3 separate regions of the Homo sapiens genome follow, and regions 1 and 3 are each linked to region 2. The links are chromatin loops, found by intact Hi-C in ENCODE. Cell type or tissue: dorsolateral prefrontal cortex. All regions are shown on one strand.

The links. A loop is a pair of places that touch in the nucleus more often than their neighbours do. Peaks named below come from ENCODE experiments on the same cell type or tissue, not always from the same donor. Only the 100,000 strongest peaks of a DNase experiment are listed, where the experiment ranks them.
Region 1: it touches region 2 in a loop (3-fold over the local background); 4 of 110 quality-filtered maps call a loop at or near these places.
Region 3: a loop joins it to region 2, with 2.9 times the contacts of the local background. A loop is called at or near these places in 4 of 110 quality-filtered maps.

What each region holds. Positions count from the first base shown.
Region 1 is chr6:97,005,425-97,013,424 of GRCh38, reverse strand. The region is part of intron 3 of KLHL32 (kelch like family member 32); the gene reads right to left. Among named protein-coding and RNA genes, the nearest start is that of KLHL32, 85 kb to the right of the region's middle. In dorsolateral prefrontal cortex, no CTCF peak of the experiment used is centred here; a DNase peak (open chromatin) is centred at 3,454; H3K4me3 peaks cover 3,401 bases; H3K27ac peaks cover 7,378 bases.
Region 2 is chr6:96,921,555-96,929,554 of GRCh38, reverse strand. KLHL32 (kelch like family member 32) reads right to left here and starts at 4,827. Exons shown (of 11, transcript NM_052904.4): 1 at 4,529-4,827. RefSeq lists a silencer at 4,791-5,100. In dorsolateral prefrontal cortex, no CTCF peak of the experiment used is centred here; DNase peaks (open chromatin) are centred at 4,434 and 4,884; H3K4me3 peaks cover 5,816 bases; H3K27ac peaks cover 8,000 bases.
Region 3 is chr6:96,985,865-96,993,864 of GRCh38, reverse strand. All of the region lies in intron 3 of KLHL32 (kelch like family member 32), which reads right to left. Among named protein-coding and RNA genes, the nearest start is that of KLHL32, 65 kb to the right of the region's middle. RefSeq lists an enhancer at 1,585-2,084. In dorsolateral prefrontal cortex, no CTCF peak of the experiment used is centred here; DNase peaks (open chromatin) are centred at 384 and 3,204; H3K27ac peaks cover 4,820 bases.

The DNA of each region.
Region 1 (8,000 bases), 84 kb before region 2:
AGTGATTTTTTAAATGGAATAACAAAACAGGTACCATTCTCTCCATTTTACAACAACGAAACCAAGGCACAAAAACTGAAGTGAGTTTCCTCATATAATGTGGCAACTTAACAATAGAGAGGACATTCTAATAAAAAGTTATTTAACACTAGCTCAGTGCACTTTTCTGATACCAAACTGCTGAAATACACTGGATATTAAAATCTGCATCTTCTATGATGTGCAACTTTACACATATTTTTCTCATAAAGTACAAGGAATGTTATTTCTCACAAGAAAATGTACAATTATTTTAAGAGCATTTACTATATTTCACTTATGTAAAGGCTAGGAGGGGTAAGTATCCTTTTCTCACAAAATTACATGTCATGACATTTCTGCCATTTAAGATTACAAAACTCACTGACCAAACACCATTTAGAGGCACAGAGATCTCTATTATTAACAAGAAAAAGATGAAATTTTGAAAAAGGGCTCTTTTGGACTTAGAGTGCTGAGGAAGGTGCAGTGAAAAATAACCACAACCAAAACAATAACAATAATAATAAAGTTTTCTACATCAAACATGTCAAATCCTTCTGACTCTCTTTTGATATTCTGCTTTGAAATAAAGGAACCCAATTACTTCTTATATGAGAACCCTCATATATAGTTTAATTGCTCTTCAAATCTGAAACCTATGACTGAATTACGTTTCTCAACATTTTCAGGTGGCACTATGAGACCAGGATTACAGAAATGATAGTAAGCAAAGCCACATCTGAAAATTCACAAAAATTATGAAAAATTCACTGCAGCTAGCAACTGTTAAGATGCCTGTATTAGTTTCCTTGCTACTGTGATAGTACCACAAACTTCGTGGTTTAAAACAACACAAATCTATTTTATAGTTCTGGAAGTCAAAAGCCCAAAATGCGTCTCACTGGGCTAAAATCAAGGTGTCAGCAGGGCTGTATTCCTTCTGGAGGCTTTAGGAAGAACTTGTTTCCTTGTCTTTTCCAGCTTACAGAAGTCACTTGTTTCATGGTCTCCTCCTTCAAAGCCAACAATCACATCACTCCAACCTCTGCTTCTGTCCTGACTCCTCTGACTGTGACTCTGCTGACTCTTTCTTCTATCTTTAGGACTTTGTGGTTACATTGGGTCCAGCTACATAATCCAGGATAGTATTGCCACCTCAAGGTCCATCACTTCATTATTACAGGCTCCAGAAATTAGGGCATGGACATCTTTGGCCAGGGGGTCTATTATTTTGCCTACCATAATGCTCAATAGCTAATGGCAGACATGAACAGGGAGTACTCAGTTCCACACAGCTTGGTATAATGGAAAATGGAGGGGGTTTGGAGGCATGTTTGCCTAGGCTAGGGTTTAGACTCTAGCATTCAGCAGTTACGTGATTGATTACAAATTAATTCAATGTTTAGCAAACTTTAATTCATCATCTGTAAAGTTGTTGTAATATCTACATTTAAGGATTATTGGGGGGATTAAACAAAGTAACAAATGTGAATACAACTAGGACTGAGGTTAGCAAACAAATAAAGAAAGATTTTTAATAAACGCCAGTTTACCTTCCTTTCCATGTTTAGGTTTTGCAGCTTGAATAACAATCATTATTTCCTTAGTAAGAAGTGTATTCATTTTCTGGCCTATCCTTGCATCATTAATATCCTTTTCTACTCAGAAGTTTTAAATACTTTTATGTCAGCATGTCCATAAGCAGGAGATAAGTTTGTAATGACTCGGATGCTTAATTTTAATTCAAGATAAATGATCACTCTGAATATGTATCTATTTTTCACACTACAGTGAATTGGGGTTTTAGATGAGTTTATAGAGTTTCTAAAGGTTGTGACAAGAAATTCAACAATTTTATAATTTAATAGTTTTCTTTGCTCTTTTAAAGAGACTTTTCTCATTCATTATGCAAAAAGGCACAAATTTCCTTTTATTATAGCTTTGAGATTCACTCCCACCACACACATACTTGTGATTAGTAATTAATAATTGTCATCACTATTAGAAAACTTGTCTCATTCCAACCATTAGGGCATAATTCACTGGCTTCTCTAGGTGATTTATCACAAAGCTTCTTAAAAGTGACTTTTGCCTAAAATATGAAGATATGGTTCCTATTATTTTCAGCAACCACCTCTTGCAGGATTCAAAGAAGAACATGTCTCCCATTCTTAATAAACAGCAGTTTTGTTAAATGACCTCAAGTGCTAACCTAGTAGAATTTAACGTGAACTTGGCTAGACAAGAGATAAATGACCTAGCAATGATATGATGGCATACATGATAATTCCCTCATGTCCAAACGCTGTCCCTCCTCCCACTACCACTCATGATAAAATAATGGTCCACTGGGAAGCTCTCATTTACCATCTAGAAATAGAACCTTCTTCTGAGCAGGCTGTTAGGTATAGCAGGTGTACGTGTTAAAGATCAGAAAATGCTTCCACACATCCACTGGTATTTGCTTTCCTCTGCTGGACAATCTCCAGTAAAGAATAGTAAACTTGGTACTTCAAATTTCTAATATGCTGTCCAAAATACTCAGTGAAACTAATGATTGTTTTACTACTTAGGAAAAAAAGAAAGCCTAATAAGATACATAAAGGAATGTGCCTTTTATTCTTCTAGGTACTTTTTTATATTCAAAAGTTCTTGATTTCCCAAAAGCCACTATTTCCTTCCCTAGGTAGCAAGATTTGAGGTCATTTGAGGATATTTGTTTTTCAACATTAGGACCAAAATACAACACACAGCAGAATATTAGCAAGTATTTTTTTAGGAAAACACTTTTGTGGTTCCTCACTCATACACACACAAAATTGAGGAAACATGAGGGATAAATTCTTCAATATCTAAAATAACAAGATGATATATAATCAGAAATAGTTAAGGGGAACAATGCACTATATAGGATTCAATTTATAAACTTTTGTAATAATTTAAATGATGCTGATAAATGTTTTAAAAAATATTTGCTACACTTATTATCTGCAAAGTCCAGGGCTGGGTATTCAGCTATGATCTGGGGGAGAGGGAGAGACAGACATATGAACAAGTCCTGACTCTTCTAATACAGCAACCCTGCTCCACCAGCCCTACCAGAGCCAAGCACCACTGCTGCTGCAACTGCTGTCTTACCTCTATACCCATTCTGCTGATCCATTGCTTCTATCACTTTCCACTGATTGATAATCTGCAGTGAACCAGGAGCATGGCATAGAGTGTCCTATAAATATTTTTCTGTATGCTCACTTTTTTTTTTTTTTTTTTTTTTTTTGTCAAATCAGTGCCTGATCCTTTTCCTTACCCTAAGTCTAGGGAAAAACCCAGTAGCTTGTTTGGGCCATTTCAGTTTGTTTATTCTGCCTTCCTCTGTGTGAGGCTAAACAGAAGTCTTCATAGTTCTCCAGGCTGCAGGCTGGAGACATAGAAGCCTCTGTGTGGGGCCCTCTCACTGACAATGCCCCTCAGTCCCCAGAGCTGGTATCAAAGCTTTTTCAAGGGGAATGCAAATTACCTCCCTTCTTGACCTTAATTATAGTGTCTCAAAAACATATAATCTCCACATACATTTTTTAAGACACTAGAATTAAGATTAAGAAGACCCTCACGTGCTTTTTAAACTGCTCTTAAATATGAAACAGTCTGATGCTTTAGTAGGTATGAGCATGAAATACAGGCAGTCTTTCCTTCTACTGTCCAGCAAGATCACATTTCACTTCCATCAAATAGGGAATTCAAAGTAGTAAACAAATTATGTTCAAAACAGTAAACTAGCGTATGTAACAACAACAACAAAGCATGTACAAATCCTCCCTTTCACAATATACAAAGCAAAGGAACATCTCGCATGCATTTTTCCAGTCCATACACAACTTTCCAAACATTTCAAAGTACATTTATACAAGTGCTCTATTGCAAATTAAAACAGAAGCAACAGCATGGCCAGTAAATCCTAAAGTGTCGATAGTGAAGAGAGTTTTAGGTGCCCAGAGAGCCAATGTGTTTAAAAGATTAAACATTTACATTTGAAAAGCAAAGCCTTGCGAAAAATTATTTCAAAATAAAAGAAACATTTAAATTTAAAATATAGATGAAATTGGTAAAAATTGTCTCTGCTGAATAGCCTTAAAAATACTGTTTCTTAACAGAATTTTGGTTTATAAACCAAAATTCCACTCTATTGTGCTTGAAAACTAGATACCATCACCAATACTAGTAAACCATCAGTTTAACATCTAGTATGTTTCAGACCCTTGGTTTGCAACTGACATTTATCTTATTTAATTTCTACATTAGCCCCATTAAGTGACAACTCACCTGCTTTTACAATTGGAGAAGAATATAAAACTTAATGATATAAAGCCACTTGCCCAAGGATATACACAGCCAGAAAGTATGTGAACAGAGATGTTATAAATTAGACTGGTCTCAGTCTAAAACTATACTGCCCTTCTAATTAATTATCCTATAAAAATGCGGCTGGGGAGCCAAGACGGCCGGCTAAGCACAGCCAGGAGGAACATCTCCCATCAAGAGACAGGGACATAGGGAAGAATGAAATACTCTCTGAGCAGATCTTTGGAGAGAAGGCAATGAGTGGATGGAAGGAAGACATAGAGGCCAGGCTGGAGGGAAAGGATGCTAGGAACCCTGCACAGGGCTGCTGAGCAAAGGGACTCATTCCTGGGCTCCAGCGTCTCCTGGGGAAGGAGTGAGATGAACAGCCAAGGTATGGCCTGCTCTCACCTTGGATCTCCAGAATCCTATCAGCAGGAGACCCCATGACCTCCACAAACACTTACCCTGGCAGGGAGAGCTGCCAGGAGAGGTGGCAGGAGCAGGACTCCAGCCAGTGCACAGCTCAGAGAGTTTGGCATGGGAGTGGCTGCAATGGAGCACAGCCAGGGACACCTACGCTCCTCTAGGAGACATTAGCCTAGGGGTGACTGTCATACCTGGACACAGCAGGGTGGTCTTCCTTGTGAGATGGGGCTAGTCTGATCTGAGCACTACCCTGTCTTCTGGCCTCTCCTAGGGCTCCAGACTGGTTGCACCCACTTGCAGTGCAGCCTCAGATGCCCAAACAGGGTGCTTCCTGGAAAACTTTACCATAGCTCCTTTGCTGGCAGACTGCACCTGACTGTCAGAGAGTTCCAGTGCACTGGAACCGGCTGAAACACACAGGGCTGCCACGGTCTTCCCCCACCACAACCTCCCTCTGCTGGTGCTAGCACACCCTGACACCCAACCCCATGCCACCACCACTGGCACAAATGCCAGACAACCTGTTACCACAGTGCCCTGACCCTGTCATGTCACCACCACCACAACCACCTGCATGAGGAGGTGCAGCAGGAATGCCACTGCCCTGCTTCCACTGGTCCCACATCCCAGGCAATTCACATACACACTGAGCATTGCTGCAATCGCTGGCATGTGCAAGCGAGCACAAATTCCACTGCCAACACCTTGATGAAGTAATTTAGTGGGCAGCCCTCATCGGGGTGTTGTGGACAGCAGACTGGGAACACTTTGGCCCCTCCAGTGCAGCAGGTTCCTAACCTTTAGGGGCCAGAGAACAAAGCTAGGGCCCCACTGCCAGCCCCCCAGAGTTAGAGCACATAGTCCAGGAGTGCTGAGCTGAGCCTTGGCCTCATAAAATCTTCCACAAATGAGGCCAGTTGACTGTACCTACCTTATAGCACAATCAAACTCCCAAGGGTATCAAAGATGAAAAAGCAAAAAACCTCATCCAAAGGACAGCAACCTGAAGACTGAAGAAACATCAGCCCATACACATGAGAAAGAACCAGTGCAAGAACTGTGGCAACTCAGAAAACCAGAGGGTCTTCCTACCTTCAACCAGCCACGCTAGTTTGTCAGCAATGGTTCTTAACCAGGCTGAAATGGCTCAAATGACACATAGAATTCAAAATATGGATAGGAACAAAGATCATCCATATTCAAGAGAAAATCAAAACCCAATCCAAGAGATATAAGAAGTACAATAAAATGAAACAGGAGCGAAAAGATGAAATGGCCACTTTAAGAAATGATCTGGTAAAGCTGAAAAGCTCACTTTAAGGATTACATAATACAATCCTAAGTACTAACGGCAGAAATGATGAAGCCAAAGAAAGAGTCTCAGAACTCGAAGACTACCTCTCCAAAATATTTCAGTCAGACAAAAATAAATAAAAATGAGTAAAAAAGAATGAGCAAAACCTCCAAGAAATATGGGATAATGTAAAGAGACCAAATCTACAATTCATTAGCATCCCTAAAAGAGAGAGAGAAAAAAACAAGCAACTTAGAAAACATATTTAAAGATATCTTTCATGAAAATTTCCCCAACCTTGCTAAAGAGGCCAACACTAAAATTTGGGAAATGTGGAGAACCCCTGTGAGACACTATATGAGATGACCATCCCCAAGACACATAGTCCTCAGATTCCATAAGGTAGATATGAAAGAAAAACTCTTAAAAGCATCTAGAGAGAAGGGGTTGGTCACCTAAAAAGAGATCACCATCAAGCTAACAGTGGACCTTTCACCAGAAACCCTATAAGCAGAAGAGTTTGGGGGCCTATATTCAGCATTCTTAAAGAAAAAAAATCCAACAAAGAATGTCATACCTAACCAAACTAAGTTTCATAAGCAAAGGAGAAATAAGATCCTTTTCAGACAAGCAAATGGTACAGGAATTCATTACCACAAGATCTGCCTTACAAGAAGTCCTTAAAAGAGTGCTAACCATGGAAACAAAGACCATTACTGGTCACCACAAAAACACATTTAAGTATATAGAGCAACTACACAATCAAGTCTGCATAGTAACCAGCTAACAACACGATGACAGGATCAAACCCACACATATCAATATTAACCTTAAATGTAAACAGTATAAATGCCCAAATAAAAGGCACAGAATGTCAACTTGGATAAAGAAGCAAGACCCAACTGTATGCTCGCTTCAAGAGGCCCATCTCACATGCAATAACCCCGATAGGCTCAAAGTAAAGAAATGGAGAAAAATCTGCCAAGCAAACAGAAAACAGAAAAGAGCAGAGCTTTCTATTCTAGTATCAGGCAAAAAAGACTATAAATCAACAACAACAATTTAAAAAGACAAAGAAGAGCATTACCTAATGGTGAAGGACTCACTCAATGAAAAGACCTAACTATCCTAAATATGTATGCACCTAATAGAAGGGCACCCAGCTTCATAAAGCAAGTTCTTACAGACCTATGAAGAGACCTAGATAACTGAACAATAATAATGAGAGGCTTAAACACTCCACTGATAGTATTAGATCATTGAGGGAAAAAACTAACAAAGATATTCAGGACCTATACTCAGCACTTGACCAAATGGAACTAACAGACATCTACTGAACTTGATGCCCCAAAACAAGAGCATATACATTCTTCTCTTCTGTACATACTATACATTCTTCTCTTCTGCACATACCACATACTCTAAAATCAAGCACACATTTAGCCAGAAAACAATCCTCAGAAAATTAAAAAAAATAAAAAACTGAAAATATACCAACCACATTCTCAGAGCACAGTCTGATAGAAAAGACATTAATACTAAGAAAATCTCTCAAAACCACACAATTATATGGAAATTAAACAATCTGTTACAGAATGACTTGGGTAAACAGTGAAATTAAGGCATAAATCAAGAAATTATTTGAAACTAATGAGAATCAATTCACCACATGCCAGAATCTCTGGGACACAGCTAAAGCAGACTGAAGAAGAATGTTTATAGTAATAAATGCCCACATCAAAAAGTTAGAAATATCTCAAATTAACAACCTAATATCACACCTAGAAGAAATAGGAAAAGAACAGCAACCAACTCCCAAAGCTAGCAGAAGACAAGAAATAACCAAAATCAGAGCTGAATCGAATGAAATTGAGATGTGAAAAACCATACAAAAGTTCAACAAATTCAGAAGTTTGCT
Region 2 (8,000 bases):
ATTCTATTTACTAATTCTCAACAACAGAGAAAGTAAAATGTTCTAGGATAAATTCTTAAGTTCTGCTCTACAAATTGGAAAACAATTCTGAAATAATAAGCAGTCTTATAGGCAGAGAAGGGAAGTAAGACACTGCCTGGCACAGAGACATAGCCACATCTATCTCTGCTGTCACCAAAAAGCCCCTTGCTTATTAAGAAAGATGGGCTCCTTACAGTATCATTTTTTCATAATATTTTCCATTACTTGCCAAATATATCTGTGAAGAGCAAATCATCATATTGGCTTATATTGTACTTGATAGGAATTAAAATCCCTCCAACTTTAAAGTAAATTCCTGTCATGACAAATATCCCCAGTGCTAGACTCTAGCTATGACGCCTTCTATTTTATTTCATCCTGTTACCTTGTGCTGAACATTCTAACAGGTAGCTCTCCCACCCAGTCACTGAAGATCTAGTAGTTAAATGCAAGTCTAACTCCCACTTGCTTGTCACATTTCTTTCATATCTCTACTGATGTAATAAATAAAAACATTGACCCAACCAGGATCAAGATTATAGTACATTTATCTGTCACCAAAGCCTTCTGTCTAGATTTGAGTACAGCTTTTCAAATGGTTTACAGCCCACATTTTTCCTTTACTTGTCCCAAACATATAAGACTTCATCAAAAGTATATGCAACCTTAAAATCTGTATCTGTAAGAGCCTCCTTAGCCTCCAAGTCTATGACTCTACTAGAAAAAAACGATTACATCTTTTATCATCTAATTTGCCAGAATCTTTTCCCATTTTTGAAAATCCATATATTTACCCACTCCAAATGAATTCATATAAAACGTGTATGCTTTTTCTATAGAAAAGTGATATCATGAGAGGAAATTATATACCAGCCATCAGACATTAAAAATGTAGACACATCATCATGGTTTATGGGTATTTATTGTGTGCCAGTCTCTGTATAGAGAATATAATACTTGGTTTGTCCCTTGACTTTATGTTCAGTCTTTAGAAGAATCAGTACTACATTCTCCAGATTCTCCTCTATGGCTACAACTCCTCTCCTAGTCTCCTTCCCAAATTTGTCTTCCTCCATCCCCTCCCACCCATCCGCAGTTGCATCCTCTGCTGCACTCCATCTTCCAGACCATAGTTCTTCCACAGCTTTCATCACTCGCTCAGCTACAGTAAGCTCATCAATATTAGGTATCACTAGCATCATCCTCTTAACCCACATTTCCAACAGACTGTCTGGTGGAGACTCCCATCTTTCAATAGCTATAAGGATTTTCATTTAATATAATCATACCCAGCCATCAAGTTCCAGCACTAATCCCCCTACTACCTAGGGACTGACCTGATCTCCACAATCAGAACATTTAAAATTTTTTCCCTGTGTCTGAGCTTCTATGGAATCTTATATTTCCATTGTAACATTTAACACATAACTCCCTCAAAATCACAATTATGTACATGTCTATAACCTGCATTAGGTAACAGTTGAGAAGAAGGAATGTGAAAAGAGAAGAGCAGCTGAAGTTGCAAGATTTCTTTCATTGCTCCAATTGGACTTCACAGTCTTAGATCCTCCATCTGTAAAATGGAAATAAGATGCCCACTTTATAGAGTCATTGTGAAGCCGATATGGAAGTAGCTTGCTCACAGAAGAGCTCGAAAAGTGGACGCTGCCAGGAGCAGTGTGTTTGCTCTGAATCATTGAGGGCAGAGACGGTATCTCCATGCACTCAGCCAGGACTTTGTTAGAACATTACTAACACACACCTGCATAGCTCCTTACTAGAGGTGCAACATATTTCCATGAAAGGAAAACTGAAATGGCTTTATTTACTGTTAAGGCATCTTTCCAGAGGGGGATTTTGGAATAAGAGAACCATGAGAAGTCGCTGTTCAAATCTTTTGGCTTTTCCTTTTAACTACACCTCTCTGGATCCACCAAAGAGACAATGTAAATAAAATGACACTCCTCTCTGACTACTTACCTACTTCAGTGAAGTCCACTAGCATCTCTGTAGCTCTAGGAGAAACACGAGAAAATGGCAGCTTCTCAAGACGTATTTACCTCACTACAAGATAGTTATTAAAGGAGTAAACATTTTGTATACCAGGGTGCTGGGATTTAATGTCTCTGAGTTCCCACTTATGTTTTCATTCCTTTGGCATCTTGCAGTATTCAGTGGTGGGTTTTACCTAATTATCTAACACTTTAATCAGACATTTTCATTAAAGGCTCAGGATGCTCCATTTGCTGACCAATCCTACGTCTTCCTATAACAAGCACTCAACTGAGTTTTTCTCCACTTCTTGGCCTTATGGCAAGAAAAAAAACATTAAGCCAGGAACATAAGTTCTAAACTATATATGCTTTTGTTTCACCAGATTCAAAAATTCCTATTTTAGAGCACTTCATGGTCTTTTATTTTCTGAGATATAAGACAGAGATCTAGAAAACCTCAAAAAATTTTTGAACCTGTTTATTGAAAAACAAAGGTAGAGCATTTATTAGACTTTAATATTGAAATAAAAAACTGATCACTCACAATGATGGATGTATTTTTTCACATCAGTATTTTGTTAGAGAATACTAACTTATAATTGAGTGAGACATCAGTAATTATGGGTTGCTAACTAGCAGGCCACAGGCTAGATATGACCCAGATACAATTTTTAATGTGGTCCTTACAGTTTTTAAAATTAAGGATACCTCATAAAAAAAATCCAGAAGCTTCTGTTTTCCTTAAAAAACTGTCATGTTTTAGAGCCTGGACAGTAACAATCGGCTACAGTGGAGTGGGAGCTGCCTCCTTTACAGTGGTTTGCAAGTTCCAGAGGCCACAGTTCACACTCCACTCCCTACCCTCTCTCCCACGTGTCTTGTCTAGGCCTGCTCCACTCCTTTATCTCACTTGTCAGATCCCTGCACACATCTGAAACGCACACACAACTTTTTTTTAAAGGCAAGGAGACTGGATCCAGAAAGGGCTTCCCCATTCACTAGCTGTGACCTTCAGCAAGGTTTGAGTCTTGGGTTCCTCAGCTTTAAATGGAAGGTAATTTATTGGCCTCAAAGGGTTGTTGTGAGGATTAAAAAAGAAGTATATGAAAAGTGCTTTCTACACTGTAATGTAAAATGTTTGTCATCATTCATCTCCCAAAGCTCTGTGAATTGCATAAATCCCCTCTATCTACCTCTGTCATTATTTGGCTTACTTGCTCCTCACATTATTTATTACACTCTCTATGACAGAGTTTAAAATCTAAATTAGAAGAATTTGACTTATTTCCTTGGGTCATTTAACAAGAAGTAGAAAAGATGAACAAATATCCAAGGAAAACAAAATTAATTCTTGAATGCCAGTGGATCTTTACTGGGCCATTTGTTTGTGATGGAGGCATGAAATTCGTGCAAAGTGTAATTACTGGATTGCTGATGCCTTCAAGTACTGTGTTACAAGTTCACCCAATAGACACCCGAGACCTCAAAATAAAACAAAACTGACAGCCCAGGTATTAGGCTGACCTGTTCCATTGGCCTATCAGTGTTCCAGTAGAGGACCCAGTCCCATCAGAAAAAAAACAAAAAGCAAAAACCACTGCACTTTCATATAAGCTCTAGTAAGCCATGGCACACATTTTATATCTATCTCTATCTGTGTATAGAGATAGATCTAAAAATAATCAATAAGAGATTTTTTAAAAAACAGAATCTTCTCAGAAATGAGCAGAGGTGCAAAAAACTGCGCTTCAATACTGATGCAGGGGATATAAAAATGCTAGCAAAGATGTATGTCATGAATGCTACCTTCTTACGTTACGAATTCACAAACGTATTCCTGTTCTGGTCAATTTACAATAGAAGCTCATTCTTGTGTGGGGAAACACAATTAAATCATCTGCTTTTAATTTAAAATAATCACGACTAAGTGAACTGCAAAATAAAACTGGAAATAGAGGGGAAGAAGGGATCTAAACTGCAGTCATCTTTCTTTATAAGATCACCAAAATGGGAGTAAATTATGATTCAAGACACAATCCGTTGAAAAATTCATCTGACGAATCCTTTTTAAAGCATACCATATAGTGCAATTACGGCTTTTCTTGAAGTTGAATGAAACCGCCACCTGAATACAGATTAACAAATGCCAAATTACGAAAGGTCCTCAGTGTATATTTTATTTTAAATATCAAAATAAATAACGGCATCATTTAAGAAACCAGTTCTTTCAATAGATGTCCCACGGCTGATGTTTAAGCAAGTCTCCTTGGCAACCAAGGAGCACAGTACATATTGGGCTCAGGGGGAGGGAAGAAAGGGGGAGCGACTCCAGGGCTGGCAGCATAAGTAACCTGAGTAGTGGCTGCTCCCGTTAGACGACACGGGCAGAGGCTGCATGGGCTGCAAGCCCCTGAAATGTCAACTCCGGGTCTGCCCCCACTTGGCGCACCAGCAGCCTCCCACCCTCTTCCTCAGGTCTGCAGAACAGGTTACAAGGAGAGAGACTGGCTTACCCGATGGGGTGAGCGGTCTGCTGGGTTAGGTGCCAGAGACGGCAGCGCAGGCACCGGCCTCTCCTTGATGCACAATGGCTCTGCTTCGCCCCACGATGCTGAGGTTAACAGAACCCGCAGTAGCTTCGCTCTGCTGGTTCGGGGATGCAGTAGCGAAGACGAGCGTCCTAGCGTGTTTGTGTGTGCGAAAGTGTGTGTGTGTGTGTGTGTGTGTGTGTGTGTGTGCCTGCGTGCGTGTGTGCGCGCGACTGCCTGCGCGCTCCCGAACTGTCGCGCGGGGAAACTGCTCCCTAGTAAATAAAAAGCCCTAGCCAGCACTGCAGGTGGCACGTCCCGCTGACTCCGCCCCAGGCGGTCGCGTCAGACTGGAGACGCACCTTGGCACCCCCGGGGCGGGTTCAGACGCCACAGGGCTCCGCCCCCTCCCGCCTCCAGCTAGCCCGCGCGCTCCCTCCCCCTCCCCCGCGATCCCGCGCACATCCTTTCGCCACCCCGCGCGCAACGCCACCGCCCGCCGCCAGCGCGCTCGCTCCCCTGCCGCCCCCCGCCCCCGCCCCCGCCGTCGGCGAGCTGCCAGCGCGCGCCCGCCGGTCCCGGAAGTACCCTCCTCCACGCCGCCCTCCTCCTCGCTCTCCGGCACCTGCGTCGCCGGCCCCTGGGTCACATGCGCAGTCTGTAGCCACCACTGCGGCGACTGAGACCCGGGAACCCAGCCTGCTCGCCCCCAGACTCCTTTCCCAGGGCTGGCGGGCAATCTGAGCAAACAGACCCCGTGGCCCTAACTCGGTGTTCCAGGGAGTCCTTGCTCTGCTAACTTGTGAAGTTCAAGTTGCCTCTAGTCCTAGCGGCCCTACAGTGGCCCTCCTTAGGATAATACACTCTATGGTACTGACCAGAACAAATTCACAGTAACTTTAAGAAACGTCAGGGGAACCAACCCGCCAGAGGTGGACGAAATCCCCAAGCCTGAGAAATGAGAAAGGGTGTGATTACTGTGGTTACTACTAATTCAGCAATAAAACCGCAAACAGACAACAACCACAGAACCATACCATTAAATTCCAGGGCCTGGCACACTCAAGTGCCACTTCCGAGTCATTCAGGTCACTCCTGTGTAAAACATGCTGAGAAACTCACACTAAAGCAAAGTGGGTAATTTTAATAGGTAAGTATTCCACCACCGAATTGAAAACCTTAGTCCAACGTGGAGGTAAGACACCAGAAGCAGGAAGAGTGTAACTAAATTGGAGTAAACTGTATTTTGTAGAAGTTCAGGATTTAACTTACTGCAAAGATAGTATGTTAATCCTATTTCTTGCAGGTTTATGTTCTGCCACAGAGTTGGGCTAGGAACAGTGCCCTGATCTATTTTGAGGTGTCCTTAATGTTCTCATTGGTCTCAAATCAGTGGTTCAGCGATTATTTTCTACTTCTAGATCCACAGGATTTGGGGGTTTATTCGTTTGCTCCCTCTGGAGGTTATCTGTCTGGCTTGTAGTGCTTCATTTTCATGGTTTTGATATCTGGACGCTAGGATGCTGGGTACCTACTTATCTAGCAGTCCTGGACACAGCATAGGACAAGGGAAAGAATGACAAACAACTGACTACAAACATTAGGTGCAGTGTCATCCTAAGAATTTTTCATAAGCAACTTGATAGTTTTCATTGCGTTGTCTTCTATCAGAAAATCGAATATGAAAGCGTCTTTGAACCAAAAATATTGACAGTGACTGGTATCAATAAATAAAACAGTCCTTTAAGATCCCCAAGGTGTTTGTCACTAAAGTGAGAATACTTAAAATTTTAAGCCCATCTATATTGATTGGATTATCTGTTTAGAATAAATAGCAGCTATTTATTTAGTATAATTAAATAGAGCAAAGACTATAATTGCATTTACACAGGAAAAGAATATTTACACCACCAACTCACCATCTGTGTGACTATGGAAGAGTCTCTTACTGCCCAAGCTGAGTGTCTCAGGGTATCTCCTGGCCCTAGCACAATGTCTGCCACATAGTATCGGCTCACTAAATATTGTTCATTGACACATGGCGTTGAGGTTTAAATGGTAAATGCCTAGTAAAATGTCTAGTTCAGAGAGGGCAAGATTTTCCTAAATGGCTCCTTAGTATTGATTTAAAGTTTATATTTTGTCTTAAGTATTTTATTTCTCTAAAATAAGAGACATTAGTTTATTCAATAGCCACCAAAATTCAACACAAACATATGTTGCAGTTTACTCCACTCCTAGAGGAGCAACTAGGTGTTAGGCACCATTTCTCTCTTAGGTACCATTATATATAGTCTTTCTCCTTATTAAGAAAATGACTTAAAATAATACTTCCCAAAAGCTGTTTTTTGGAATACTTATTATTTGTTCAGCAATTTTTTGAGCTCCTAGAATGTGTTAGGTGGTATAATCCATGTAGGTCTTTTAGTTGTCAATAAATATACATTGTTCCTGTTTCAATCTAGTGATGTTATGAGGGATGAGCTGAAGAAGATTTTTTTTTTTTAAAGTGTGAGTCTTTGGTTGCAACTGAAAACTCTCTGCCTAATTTAGGCAAGAAGGAACTTAGTAGAAGGATATCAGGAGCTCTAAGAATTGATGGGAAGCCTAGCTAGATACCCAGGATAGAAAGCCAGCAGGAGAACTCCAGAGGGCACAGAAGCAGTGACAACAGGATAATATCAGGACAGGAATGTTATGAGATGGTGTCTTCCATTGCTGAAATGGGTGAGTCCCAATTGATTGCTCTTTGTACTCCCAGTTGTAGTCTGCAGCTTCCAGTTGTTTTAGCCTGGAGCATTGGCCTGTCCCTCAGTTGTGGTAGTGTGGGACCCCTGCTCATAGCCCCACTAGATATAAAAAGAAAAGTGGACACTGGGTGGCTGGAAAATAGCATATATTCACTATAGGAAATTGGGTGCCAGGTCAAATGAGTTGGGGAAACACTGAAAACTAGGTTCATGTCACATTGGTATATTAAAGACTGAGGTCTTACACGAAAGAAACCTCTTTCACTTTCTTAAACAAGTATCCTAGAGTTTGGTTGAGTAGGTAACACTTTTTTGTTTTTCTCAGCTTGCCTCTTAATATACTTTGATAAGCATCTTGGAACACAAGTTTCTGCAGCATTTTTTTCATCTATCATCAGCTTGTCCATGAGCCAAGATATAGGAGGGTAGCATAAATCTAGTGCTGTGAGTTTTTATAAAGTCTGTATTCTAACAGCTCTGGAAGAATCAGATTTGAAACTGTCTCTACACAGATCAGATTTCTAGCTAAAACTACATCATGAAAGAGAGCTATGTCATAGTTCTTTGTTCAATTCCTGATAGCTGCCTCCTCCCGAAGCAAGTAAGGAGGAAATTGTCATTCTTAATGCCAGTGTCGTGGTTTTCTGTCACAAACCAGTAGTGACATTAAGGAATCACTGAGCCATATTTCTAATTACTGTACTACT
Region 3 (8,000 bases), 64 kb before region 2:
TTCTCCCATAACACAACTCACTCACAAGCTGGCCCTCTTCATGTCATCCTGTGGGAATTGGGGCTCAGAAAAGAGGTGCAAAAATGCTGAGACTTGATTACTACTGCCATTATGAGGATAAACTCCTTTGTTTCTGATTAGGAGTCTTATGTCTTCTACCAGCATCTATAACAGTGTGGTAGCCTGACTAGTTAGCTTGCAAGTAGGGTAAAAATCTCAGAATTTTGATAGTTCCTGACAGGAGAAGGGTGCAACAATGGCAACAAAATGTTCCCCTACTTGTGTCTATGCCCTTTTGTACACCCTCTTAAAATGATTCTGATGATTCTGGACTTGGCCATCTGACTTGCTCGGCCAGCAGGGGGGACATTAGCAAACAAGACCCAAACAGAAGCTTGAGAAGCACTTGTGCCTTGAGGCTGGTCCTCTTGTGTTCTTAGGATTTAGTTGCCACGTGAAAATGCCTAGGCTAGTTTCTAAATACATGGCCCAGCTTCCCTTACCACCCCAACCAACAGCCTACCAATCACCAGCCATGTCAACAAGGCCAACTTAGATCACTAGCCTCCAATCAACCCTTTGATTAACCACTGATGCAAAAGCAAATCCAGTAGAGATCAGCTGAGCTGACAGACCAGAACAATTCAGCCTCTAGGTTTTCGGGTACTTTGTTATGCAGCAAAAGCTAACAGAAAATACTGAGTATAAGGAAAAAATTACTTCCAGTATGGTATCTATATTACAAGCTCCATAGGGCTCAGCCTATGTCTCTTAAATACCAAAACTCCAGCACTTAGCACTGCCCAGATAACAGTTAAGTGCCAACTGCTCCAACTTTATTCGGCTTTCTCCATCTGAACAATCAGTGCACAAGTCAGTGAATTTTCATCTTACAAGCAGCTTATGAGACTGAAGGAAATGCACATGAATCCAGCAGAGCACACAGCTTAAGTGGAAACGGCACAACTTGGTACTGAGGGAGACAGATGTGTGAAAATCAGCTCTTCTACTTTATATCTGGCAGTCCCTGGGCAAATTATTTAAACATATCGTAATTTAGTTCCCACACCTGCAAAATGCAAATAATGAAGTTTCTCCAGAGGCTTTATAATATAGGTATTACAAAGGAGGCACTCTTTGTGCATAACCTATTAGAGTATGAGGGGCATTGTGGTGGAAGAGTTGAGAAACTGGGAGTAGCAGCAAACACCGTTAAATGCCAACAAGTGAAATGGTCTCTTGCACTCACATGCGCGCACGTATTGATACGCTCTCCCCTCTCTCTCTCACACATACACAAATGTGCGAAATCAAATCATTTCCCAAAATGAAATTCAAAACCGGGATTCCAGCCAAGATGGCTGACTAGAAGCAGCTAGTGCGCATTGCTCTCAGAGAGAGAAGAGAGTAGTGAGTAAACATTAGCTCTTCAACTGGATTATCCAAGTGGACACTTTCATCAAGGAAGCAATACAATCCACACAGAAGTGAGAAGAGTGAGACAGGACAACTGCCCACCGGGGAGAGGCGAAGAGCCAGGGGAGGCCCCCCACAGCCAGGAAACGGTGAGTGAGTCAGTGAGAGTCCCTGGGGACCCACACTTCTGCCATGGACCTTTGCAACCCTGGGTCCCGGGAGCCATGGATCCCCTGGTACCGGACACCGGCAGCTGCATCTCTGGCAACAAGAGAGGTCAGGCTCCCGCACAGGCCCACCAGGATGGGGGCAAATCCACAGGGCTGAGCAGCAGATGGAGTGCACGCCTCACCTCCACTGCACCTCGCCAGACATGGCCCACTGGCCTGGGACTCTACTGCGGCCATCGCAGCCCTGCCTGAGCTCTCGGGTCGCAGGCAGGCCGCCATTTCTGCCGCTCGGAAGCCCTCGCTCTTGCTGCCCTCAGGCTGGGGAGGGAGCACAGTGATTAGGGACTATCATAGACCCCCAGCACAGCGCAGCCACCTTACCCGGAAAAGCGGCCTGTTTTCAATGCCGTCCCCCGCCCCTGCTACTCCTCACTGGGCAGGGCCTCTAGATCTGCGACCTTGGCCACTCCCTGCTAGGGCTCTCCGCGGTAGCAGCTCTGCACTTTCTTGGAAGGGATCTCCCGGAGGTAACAGGCAAGCTACTACTTTTGCTGCTCTGAAGCCCTCGCTCCTGTGGCTCTCCGGCTTGGGAAGGAACGCAGTGATCAGGCACTAAGGCAGAGCTGCCTTACAGAAAAGCGGCCAGTTTTCCACACAGGTCCCCACCCTGCTACCCCTCAATGGGCAGGATCTCTCCACCTGGGCGCCTAGCACAACCGCCCTGCCCTGGCCTGAACATGTCAGTTGGTGGCAGCTCTGTGTTTCTTTGGGGAGGAAATCCCCAGAGACAACCCATAGCCCCTCTGCCATTACAGCTGCGATGGGTACCACCCTTACTGCATTGGGGAAGGAACAAAGGGCCTGGTTGCTATGCTGACATCCCTAGCACACCCAGCCACCATACGGAGAGAAACCCAATGTCTCTTCTCTGTGAGCTCCCACCCTGTATTCTTCCCCAGGAAGGACCCTTCAGCTGGAATTGCAGAGCAGACACCCCACCCCCAGCTGAGCATTTCCACTGCTAGTGGCTCTAAGTTTCCCTGGGAGGGGCTCCCAGAGGCAACCAACAGACCCTCTGCCACCGCCAGTGCACTGGTCCTGCCCTTGCTGCCCTTGCATTGGGGAAGGAACAAAGAACCTGAGGGCTTCACCTGCACTCCCAGCACCAAAACCGCCATAAGGAGAGGAGCCCAGTCTCTCCTCCCCATGAGGCCTTGACCCCCTGCGCTTCACCAAGCAGGGCCAGTAGTGCAGTCACCACAAGCCCCGATTAAACATTCCCATTAGTAACGGGTCTGTGATTCTCTGTGGTGGAGCTCCTAGACAAAACCGAAAGCCCCTCTGCCACTGCCACTGCAGTGGTACTTCCCTTGCTGCCCTTGGACTAAGGAAGGAACAAAGACCTTAAGTGCTTTACCTACACCTCCAGAAACCACAGCCATCTTAAAGAGAAGAGGCCAGTCTAGCTCACCTATGAGCCTCCAATGCTCCCTGCTCATCACCAAGCAAGCCCCGCCCCCACCCCAGCTTGGGCCCATAACACAGCTGCCCAACTCTGGGCCAATCACACCAACTGGTAGCAGCTCCGTATTTCTCTGGGCTGGAGCCCCAAGAGACAAGTGAATGGCTCTCTGCTACAGCCACTGCCAAGGTCCCTCCCTCTGCTGCCTCCAAGTTGGAGAGGACACACAAAGCCTGAGCTCACCCCAGAGCTGCAGTGTGCACCCTGGGAGTGCCAATCCAAGATCTGCAGCCAGAAATTGACTGGGAGAAGAAACTACACTTTCAGAGCACTAAGAGGGAGCACAGCTGAAATCGAGAGGAAATACAGAGGAGCCACGTGGTTGAGCAAGAACTTACCATTATACTTAAGCACCATTTACTGGATCACAGCCCAAACTTCAACACCAAAAATACTTGCTAACATAACCCCCACCCCCATAAAAACAAGGACAAGAAATCAGCTGCAAATAAAGATCCTGCACAAAGCCTCAGCCCTTTGAAAACATCCAGAAAAGAGGCAACTGAATGTACTCAAATTGTAACTGTGAAAGGAACATCAGCACACAGAGATAAGAAAGAACTAGTACAAAAACTCTGGCAAGTCAAAAAGCCAGAGTGTCTTTTTCTCCAAACAACTGCACTAGTTCCCCAGCAAGTGTTCTTAACCAGGCTGAAATGGCTGAAATGACAGACAGAGAATTCAGAATATGGATGAGAATGAAGATCATCACAATTCAGGAGAAAGTTGAAACCCAATCCAAGGAATCCAAGGATTACAATAAAATTATATAAGAGCTGAAAGATGAAATGGCCATTATAAGAAAGAAACAAACTGATCTGATAGAGCTGACAAACAGTACAAGAATTTCATAATAATAATCGCACTTTTTTTTAACAGCAGAATAGACCAAGCTGAGGAGAGAATCTCAGAGCTTGAAGGCTGGTTTCTGAACTAATTCAGTCAGCCAAAAGTTTAAAAAATGAGTAAATCCTCCAAGAAATATTGGATTATGTAAAGAGACCACAGGTAAGACAAATTGGTATCCCTGGAAGAGAGGGGGGGAGAAAAAGCAACTTGGAAAACATATTTGAGGATATTATCCAGAAAAATTTCCCAAGTTTCATTAGAGAGGTGAACATTCAAATTCAGGAGATGTAGAGAATTTCTGCAAGATACTATACAAGACGACCATCCCCAAGACGCACAGTTGTCAGATTCTCCAAGGCTCACATGAAAGAAAAAAATATTAAAGGCAGCTAGAGATAAAGGGCAAATCACATATACAAACAGAAACCCATCAAGCTAACAGCATGCCTTTCAAAAGAAACCCTACAAGCCTGAAGAGATTGGGGCCTATATTCAGCATTCTTAAAGAAAAAAATTCCATCCAAGAAATTCATATCCAGCCAAACTCAGCTTCATAAGTGAAGGAGAAATAAAATCCTTTTCAGACAAGCAAATGCTAAGGGAATTCATTACCAACAGACCTGGCTTAACATAGGCACTTAAGGGAGTGCTAAATATGGAAATGAAACATCATTACCAGCTACCACAAAAACACTTATGTATATAGGCCACTGATACAATAAAGCAACCACACAATCAAGTCTGCATAATAACCAGCTAACAACACAATGAAAGGAAAATCCACACATGTCAATATTTTTTTTATTATACTTTAAATTTTAGGGTACATGTGCACAACGTGCAGGTTTGTTACATATGTATACATGTGCCATGCTGGTGTGCTGCACCCATTAACTTCTCATTTAACATTAGGTATATCTCCTAATGCTATCCCTCCTCCCTCCCCCAACCCCACAACAGGCCCCAGTGTGTGATGTTCCCCTTCCTGTCTCCATGTGTTCTCATTGTTCAATTCCCACCTGTGAGTGAGAACATGCGGTGTTTGGTTTTTTGTCCTTGCAACAGTTTGCTGAGAATGATGGTTTCCATCTTCATCCATGTCCCTACAAAGGACATGAACTCATCCTTTTTTATGGTTGCATAGTATTCCATGGTGTATATGTGCCACATTTTCTTAATCCAGTCTATCATTGTTGGACATTTGGGTTGGTTCCAAGTCTTTGCTATTGTGAATAGTGCTGCAATAAACATACGTGTGCATGTATCTTTATAGCAGCATGATTTATAATCCTTTGGGTATATACCCAGTAATGGGATGGCTGGGTCAAATGGTATTTCTAGTTCTAGATCCCTGAGGAATCGCCACACTGACTTCCACAATGGTTGAACTAGTTTACAGTCCCACCAACAGTGTAAAAGTGTTCCCATTTCTCCACATCCTCTCCAGCACCTGTTGTTTCCTGACTTTTTAATGATTGCCATTCTAACTGGTGTGAGATGGTATCTCACTGTGGTTTTGATTTGCATTTCTCTGATGGCCAGTGATGATGAGCATTTTTTCATGTGTCTTTTGGCTGCATAAATGTCTTCTTTTGAGAAGTGTCTGTTCATATCCTTCACCCACTTGTGGATGGGGTTGTTTGTTTTTTTCTTGTAGATTTGTTTGAGTTCATTGTAGATTCTGGATATTAGCCCTTTATCAGATGAGTAGATTGCACAAATTTTCTCCCATTCTGTAGGTTGCCTGTTCACTCTGATGGTAGTTTCTTTTGCTGTGCAGAAGCTCTTTAGTTTAATTAGATCCCATTTGTCTATTTTGGCTTTTGTTGCCATTGCTTTTGGTGTTTTAGACATGAAGTCCTTGCCCATGCCTATGTCCTGAATGGTATTGCCTAAGTTTTCTTCTAGGGTTTTTATGGTTTTAGGTCTAACATGTAAGTCTTTCATCCATCTTGAATTAATTTTTGTATAAGGTGTAAGGAAGGGATCCAGTTTCAGCTTTCTACATATGGCTAGCCAGTTTTCCCAGCACCATTTATTAAATAGGGAATCCTTTCCCCATTTCTTGTTTTTGTCAGGTTTGTCAAAGATCAGATGGTTGTAGATATGCCGCATTATTTCTGAGGGCTCTGTTCTGTTCCATTGGTCTATATCTCTGTTTTGGTACCAGTACCTTGCTGTTTTGGTTACTGTAGCCTTGCAGTATAGTTTGAAGTCAGGTAGCGTGATGCCTCCAGCTTTGTTCTTTTGGCTTAGGATTGTTTTGGCAATGCAGGCTCTGTTTTGGTTCCATATGAACTTTAAAGTAGTTTTTTCCAATTCTGTGAAGAAAGTCATTGGTAGCTTGATGGGGATGGCATTGAATCTATAAATTACTTCAGGCAGTATGGCCATTTTCATGATATTGATTCTTCCTACCCATAAGCATGGAATGTTCTTCCATTTGTTTGTATCCTCTTTTATTTCATTGAGCAGTGGTTTGCCAACGAGAACAAAGACACAACATACCAGAATCTCTGGGACACATTCAAAGCAGTGTGTAGAGGGAAATTTATACCACTAAATGCCCACAAGAGAAAGCAGGAGAGATCTAAAATTGACACCCTAACATCACAATTAAAAGAACTAGAGAAGCAAGAGCAAACACATTCAAAAGCTAGCAGAAGGCAAGAAATAAGTAAGATCAGAGCAGAACTGAAGGAAATAGAGACTCAAAAAACCCTTCAAAAAATCAATGAATCCAGGAGCTGGTTTTTTGAAAAGATCAACAAAATTGATAGACCGCTAGCAAGACTAATAAAGAAGAAAAGAGAGAAGAATGAAATAGATGCAATAAAAAATGATAAAGGGGATATCACCACTGATCCCATAGAAATACAAACTACTGGGGGGTGGAGCCAAGATGGCCGCATAGGAACAGCTCCAGTCTACAGCTCCCAGCGTGAGCGATGCAGAAGACAGGTGATTTCTGCATTTCCAACTGAGGTACTGGGTTCATCTCACTGGGGAGTGTCAGGAAGTGGGTGCAGGACAGTGGATGCAGTGCACCAAGCATGAGCTGAAGCAGGGCGAGGCATCGTCTCACCCAGGAAGTGCAAGGGGTCAGGGAATTCCCATTCCTAGTCAAAGAAAGGGGTGACAGATGGCACCTGGAAAATCGGGTCACTCCCACCCTAATACTGTGCTTTTCCAACGGTCTTAGCAAATGGCACACCAGGAGATTATATCCCGTGCATTGCTTGGAGGGTCCTACACCCACGAAGCCTCGCTCATTGCTAGCACAGCAGTGGGAGATCCAACTGCAAGGCAGCAGCCAGGCTGGGGGAGGGGCGCCCGCCATTGCCAAGGCTTGAGTAGGTAAACAAAGCAGCCAGGAAGCTCGAATTGGGTGGAGCCCACCACAGCTCAAGGAGGCCTGCCTGCCTCTGTAGACTCCACCTCTGGGGGCAGGGCACAGCCAAACAAAAGGCAGCAGAATCCTTTGCAGACTTAAATGTCCCTGTCTGACAGCCTTGACGAGAGTAGTGGTTCTCCCAGCATGCAGTTGGACATCTAAGAACGGACAGACTGCCTCCTCAAGTGGGTCCCTGACCCCTGAGTAGCCTAACTGGGAGGCCCCCCCCATTAGGGGCAGACTGACACCTCACACGGCCGGATACTCCTCTGAGACAAAAATTCCAGAGGAACGATCCGGCAGCAACATCTGCTGTTCACCAATATCTGCTGTTCTGCAGCCTCCACTGGTGATACCCAGGCAAACAGGGTCTGGAGTGGACCTCCAACAAACTCCAAAAGACCTGCAGCTGAGGGTCCTGACTGTTAGAAGGAAAACTAACAAACAGAAAAGACATCCACACCAAAACCCCATCTGTACGTCACCATCATCAAAGACCAAAGGTAGATAAATCCACAAAGATAGGGAAAAAACAGAGCAGAGAAGCTGGAAACTCTAAAAATCAGAGCACCTCTCCTCCTCCAAAGGACACAGCTCCTCACCAGCAATGGAACAAAGCTGGACGGAGAATGACTTTGACGAGTTGAGA